Linked DNA regions of Homo sapiens: region 1 is linked to region 2. A link is an interaction called in ENCODE POLR2A ChIA-PET data of the cell type or tissue named here. Cell type or tissue: Caco-2. All regions are shown on one strand. Links, peaks and the distances in the headings refer to the core of each region. The heading gives the core; the rest is flanking DNA.

Region 1 (2,901 bases), core at 223-2,722, 580 kb after region 2:
AGAAAGACCGACACACGCAAGGAAACAAGACACTACTGGCCAAGCACGGTGGCTCATGCCTGTAATCCCAGCACTTTGGGAGGCCAAAGTGGGCAGATCACTTGAGGTCAGGAGTTCGAGACCAGCCTGGCCAACATGGTGAAACCCCATCTCTACTAAAAATACAAAAATTAGCTGGGCATGGTGGTGCATGCCTATAATCCCAGCTACTCGGGAGGCTGAGGCAGGAGAATCGCTTGAACCTGGGAGGCAAAGGTTGCAGTGAGCTGAGATCAAGTGACTGCACTCCAGCCTGGGTGACAGAGTGACACTCCGTCTCAAAAAAAAAAAAAAGATACGGTAAGTAAGAACCGACGGAAAGAAGAGCCAGATAAAGGACACAGGAAGACATGAGCTTTGGGCTCTGTCAGACCAGGTGCTTACTGTTTTGTGTTTTGTTTTGTTTAGTTTTTTGAGATGGAGTCTCACTCTGTTGCTCAGGCAGGGGTGCAGTGGTGTGATCTTGCCTCACTGCAACCTCTACCTCCCAGGTTCAAGTGATTCCCCTGCCTCAGCCTCCTGAGTAGCTGAGATTACAGGCACGCGCTGCCACGCCCGGCTAATTTTTTTTATTTTTAGTAGAGATGGGTTTCACCATGTTAGCCAGGTTGATCTCGAACTTCTAACCTCAGGTGATCCACCCGCCTCGGCCTCCCAAAGTGCTGGGATTACAGGCGTGAGCCACCGCGCCCAGGCTGATGTTTATTGTTTTTAAGGAAGCAAGAGGAGAAGGTGCCTCCCCAAATGACCTTTCTCTTTTCTGTCCACAGACAGCAGCCCTCTCGTGGGCAGCACGCCCACCGGTTATGGGACCCTGACGATAGGGACATCAATAGATCCCCTCAGCTCCTCAGTTTCATCCGTGGTAAGTGGGCAGAGTGGGGTGGGGAAAAGCTGCAGGGGGTGAATGCCCAGGCCCACCCAGACACCCCAACTTCCTACTCCAGCCCCGTTCCCACCCCGACCTGGGCCCTCTCTCGCTGCGTTCGCAGAGGCTCAGCGGCTACTGTGGCAGTCCATGGAGGGTCATCGGCTATCACGTCGTGGTCTGGATGATGGCTGGGATCCCTTTGCTGCTCTTCCGTTGGAAGCCCCTGTGGGGGGTGCGGCTGCGGCTCCGGCCCTGCAACCTGGCCCACGCCGAAACACTCGTTATCGAAATAAGAGACAAAGAGGTGAGAGTCAGGCTGAGCCTGGGGCTAGAGAAGCGCAGTGAGGGTCAGGGTCGGGGGTGGAGGATGCTTGGGTGCCAACCCGGCCACTGACTTTCCATGGGACATTAGGCAGGTCCCGCTCTTCTCTGGACCTCAGCTTTCCCATCTGAGCATTGGGCAGAAGGGACGGGTCGGGTGGTTTCTGGAGGGCTCTCCATAGCCTTGATTTCTGCCTTCTCCAGCAGGGGCCGCCTGGCTGTAGGACAGGGCCTGGGAGGGGAGGGGACTCTTCTGAGACTGAGTCCATACCTCTGTGTTCCAGGATAGTTCCTGGCAGCTCTTCACTGTCCAGGTGCAGACTGAGGCCATCGGCGAGGGCAGGTGAGGCAGCCCCATTGCCCCTTCCCAGAAGCCCCTGCTACCCTGGCCTCCCCAACTTCCCCAACCCTCGGCCCCCCCATAAAGGCTGACTCTGGCGCCTCCCATCCTAGGGAGGGAAGATGGCTCTGTGAGCACAGGGAGGTGCCAGGGCAGCTCCCAGAGCTCGAGAGTAACCCTCACCTGCTTCCCCAGCCTGGAGCCGTCCCCACAGTCCCAGGCAGAGGATGGCCGGAGCCAGGCGGCAGTTGGGGCGGTACCAGAGGGTGCCTGGAAGGATACGGCCCAGCTCCACAAGAGCGAGGAGGCGGTGAGTGTCGGACAGGTGGGTTCTGAAAAAGTCCTTGCCCCTCTCTCGGCCTCGGTTTCATGATCTGTGCAATGGGAGAGTCAGACTTCATGTTCTCCCACCACCTTTTAGTTCTGTTGTCCCAAACATCCAGGATGCTGTCTGAGCACGTTTACACTTTCAGGCCTCTCCCCACCTCTCTGTCTGGTGACACCAGTCCCTGCCCCCTACCCCCATCCCTCGGCTCCCAGCATAAGCACACTGCTTCTGGGGCCGGGGCCAGCTTCCAACCCATCCTCTCCTCTCTCCCACCCAGAAGCGGGTGCTGCGGTATTACCTCTTCCAGGGCCAGCGCTATATCTGGATCGAGACCCAGCAAGCCTTCTACCAGGTCAGGTAGGAGTCAGGGCCTGTGTGGCTCATGTCACCTCCCAGAGTGGCACTGGTTTGGGCACAGACGGTGGCATGGCATGGCCTGGGCTCCCCTCTCAGCTCTGATGCTTTTGCTGTCTGAAACCTTGGGCAGGTTACTGAGCCCCTCCAGGCCTGGGATCTCTGTCTATAAATAGGGCATGAAGATAACTTCTGCCTCCTAGGATTGTTTTGATGGTGAAATAGATAATAATTTATGTAGAGCTTGGCACCGAATGTGATCTGAGGTTGTGACACCACTGTGAATCAGACTATCAGCTCTGTACTCAGACTGTCTGCTTGGGGTTTAGTCACTGCTCTGCCACCTACAAAAGGCTTAAGAAACATGAGCTCAGGCTGGGTGCGGTGGCTCACCCCTGTAATCCCAGCACTTTGGGAAGCCAAGACAGGTGGATCACGAGGTCAGGAGTTCAAGATCAGCCTGGCCAAGATGCTGAAACCCCATCTCTACTAAAAACACAAAAATTAGCTGGGCGTGATGGCATGTGCCTGTAATCCCAGCTACTTGGGAGGCTGAGGCAGGAAAATCGCTTGAACCTGGGCGGCAGAGGTTGCAGTGAGCCAACATCGCGCCACTGCACTCTAGCCTGGATGACAGAGCATGACTCC
Region 2 (2,901 bases), core at 159-2,658:
ATATTTAAACCTTGCAACAGCCCAGGAGAGGGTATCATTGTCCCCATGTTTACTGATGATGAAACTAAGCCACAGAGACAACATGTCACTTAACCAGCCCCACAGTCTAAGTGGCAGGGTCAGGATTCAAACTCAGATGGGGCTGAGGACAAAGCCCTCACTCATTACCATCTGCAATTCTGCCTCTCTCATAGTGATACAAGAGGACAGGAAGCTGCTGCCTGGGTGAAACAGCCCTGGGCCCATTTCCTCCCAGGCGGGGCCTGGATTCCACCTGCAGTGTCTGAGGCCCCAGTGCCAGGGTTGCCAAATAACATACAGGACACAGACTTGAATTTCAGATAAACGACGAATAATTTTGTTAGTATAAGTATGTATTTTTCTTTTTCTCTTTTCTTTTTTTTTTTTTTTTTTTTTTTGAGACAGTCTTGCTCTGTCACCCAGGCTGGAGTGCAGTGGTGTGATCTTGGCTCACTGCAACCTCCATCTCCCAGGTTCAAGCAATTCTCCTGCCTCAGCCTCTCAAGTAGCTGAGATTACAAGTGCCACACCATACCCAGCTAATTTTTGTATTTTTGTAGAGATGGGATTTCACCATGTTGGCCAGGCTGGTCCCGAACTCGTGACCTCAAGTGATCTGCCCGCCTCGGCCTCCCAAAGTGCTGGGATTACAGGCATGAGACACCATGCCTGGCTGTATTTTTCTTTTACTTTCTCTTTTTTTCACTAAATGCGGCAATGCTACCACTGTTCAACGGCCTGACCCTATGGCGCAACCCTCTCCTCCAACCTCAGTTCCTCACCCCTGATTTATAAGCTTCAGCCTGAGACCCCCGTGTGTTCACCTCTCCGGCGGATCTCAGGGAGACAGGAAAAGGATTGACCCTTGCTCAGAGCCTCCTCCGTGAGCAGAAAGTTACTTCTATTTTGTAGACAAGGAACGTGAGATAGAGGATGCGGCCCAGGCAGGGCCAGCAGCCAGCAGAGCAGACTTCCCACCCGGCGCCATGCTGCTCCAGAGCAAGGCCCTCCGCCGGCCCCCAGCGGCCCCCTTCTAAGAAAGGATGAGAGGGACAGGAAGCCCTGGGTACGGTACCTATGGCAGGCTGTGGAGGAGGGTTGGAGGAAGCCATCAGACAAGGTCCAGCTCAGACCAGCACCGTCCCAGCTACACACCTGTGGAAAGAAGACCAGAAATCGCATTAGCTGGAGTCAGGGCTGCAGTTTCAGCTACTGAGACAAGTCACTGGCTCACAACCTGTGCTTCAGCCCAGTGGCTCTCAGAGCACAGGGCAGCCCCAGAAAGGCCCCAGCCTCCAGCCTTCATAAATCATTAACCCATAGAAACATCAGCAGCTGTGCAGCCCAAATCCTTCTTCCCAGAAAACCCTGCAGCCACAGACCTTCCTGTTGCCAGTGCCAAGGGACCTGCAGGGACCTGCTGGGTGTCCGTCCTCATCCCCTCTGGCTTACAGGTGAAATCTGGCCCCAGAGTCCAGGATCATGCTCAGCCCCCAACCTTCCAGGAATCAGATCACACCTGACTGTCACAAATGGGGCTGGATACTTCCTCCTCCTGGCTGCCCAGGAAGCATGGGCTCCCTTAGGTCTGCCCACTCCTGTCAGTCCCTTCCGGTAGCCCTGCTGAAGGCCACTCTGACTCTGCCTCTTCCTGTCCTGCCCCATGGGTTGACCAGCAGGCAGGAGGTAACCTGGCCTTGGCACATGGGTGTGAGGAAAGCAATGGCTCCAGAGGCCAATGGCATAAGACAGGGACAGAATCCCAAATGCTCAGCGTGGGGGCACAGTTCCTCCTGGCCCAAGGTGGCACCGCCCTCCCCTCACAGTGGGAGCTCACATAAGCAAAAGGCTGATGCCTCCGGTGGGCTTCCTGGGCCCTGGAGCCAACCCTGCCCCCGCTCCCTACTGTCACCTTCAATTGTGCACTGGGGGCTGTCCTCCTAGACATCTTGTGGAGGAGAGAATGCACCCTGGAGGGAAAGCACCCAGCCCCCTGGTCTAATCTGCCCAGGCCACAAACCGGCTGTGTTCCTGTTTTCCTTTCCATTCCTAAAGGCTTTATTTTTATTAAACTGGCTTACTAAACAAAAATGAAATGCAGGTTAATGGCAATATTAGTAACAGTAGACATTCTTGCATTGCCAACGATACCTCAGACATAATTTTAAGCACTTTACAAATATTAACGTCTATTATTCCAAATTATAAATGAGAAAATGAGACCAAGAATGGTTAAGTAACTTGCCCAAGATCACACAGCTAGGAAGAGCCAGGGTTCGAACCCAGGCCATGGGGCTCTGGAGTCTGTGCTTAGAAGCAGCTACTACACTCTAGCACCTTTCAAGACTCAAACGATACAACAGGTAGACAATGAAAAGTTAGTCTCCGAGCCGGGCACAGTGTCTCACGCCTGTATCTCAGCACTTTGGGAGGCTGAGGTGGGCGGATCACTTCAGGTCAGGAGTTCGAGACCAGCCTGGCCAACGTGGTGAAACTCCATCTCTACTAAAAATACAAAAATTAGCTGGGCATGGTGGCACATGCCTTTAATCCCAGCTACTCAGTAGGCTGAGGCAGGAGAATCACTTGAACGTGGGAGGCGGAGGTTGCAGTGAGCCAAGACCGTGCCACCGCACTCCAGTCTGGGAAACAGAGCAAGACTCTGTCTCAAAAAATTAAAAAAAAAAAAGTTAGTCAACCTCCCACCCTGGTTGCCCTAATCCCCCAGTCCCCCAGAAGAGATGACTGTTACTGACTTCTCAAGAATCCTTCCAGAACTCTCCCATGCATGGGCCAACTTGCATATCTGCAGATATGCCTTGTTTCATACAGAAGGAGCACACAGCACTCACAGTGCTGCAACTGCCTTTTTAACCTAAA

What was found. Peaks named below come from ENCODE experiments on the same cell type or tissue, not always from the same donor. Only the 100,000 strongest peaks of a DNase experiment are listed, where the experiment ranks them.
Region 1: POLR2A ChIA-PET joins it to region 2 with 5 read pairs; 2 of 35 experiments call an interaction of 5 or more read pairs at or near these places.

Annotation. Positions count from the first base shown.
Region 1 is chr1:17,003,687-17,006,587 of GRCh38, reverse strand. It overlaps ATP13A2 (ATPase cation transporting 13A2), which reads left to right. Exons shown (of 29, transcript NM_022089.4): 2 at 810-904; 3 at 1,032-1,214; 4 at 1,516-1,574; 5 at 1,767-1,896; 6 at 2,177-2,256. Among named protein-coding and RNA genes, the nearest start is that of ATP13A2, 6.8 kb to the left of the region's middle. In Caco-2, for the core only: no CTCF peak of the experiment used is centred there; a DNase peak (open chromatin) is centred at 1,440.
Region 2 is chr1:17,578,828-17,581,728 of GRCh38, reverse strand. ARHGEF10L (Rho guanine nucleotide exchange factor 10 like) reads right to left here. Exons shown (of 29, transcript NM_018125.4): 2 at 1,097-1,176. The coding sequence starts at 1,133. Among named protein-coding and RNA genes, the nearest start is that of ARHGEF10L, 41 kb to the right of the region's middle. RefSeq lists an enhancer at 1-332. In Caco-2, for the core only: no CTCF peak of the experiment used is centred there; a DNase peak (open chromatin) is centred at 1,318; H3K4me3 peaks cover 694 bases.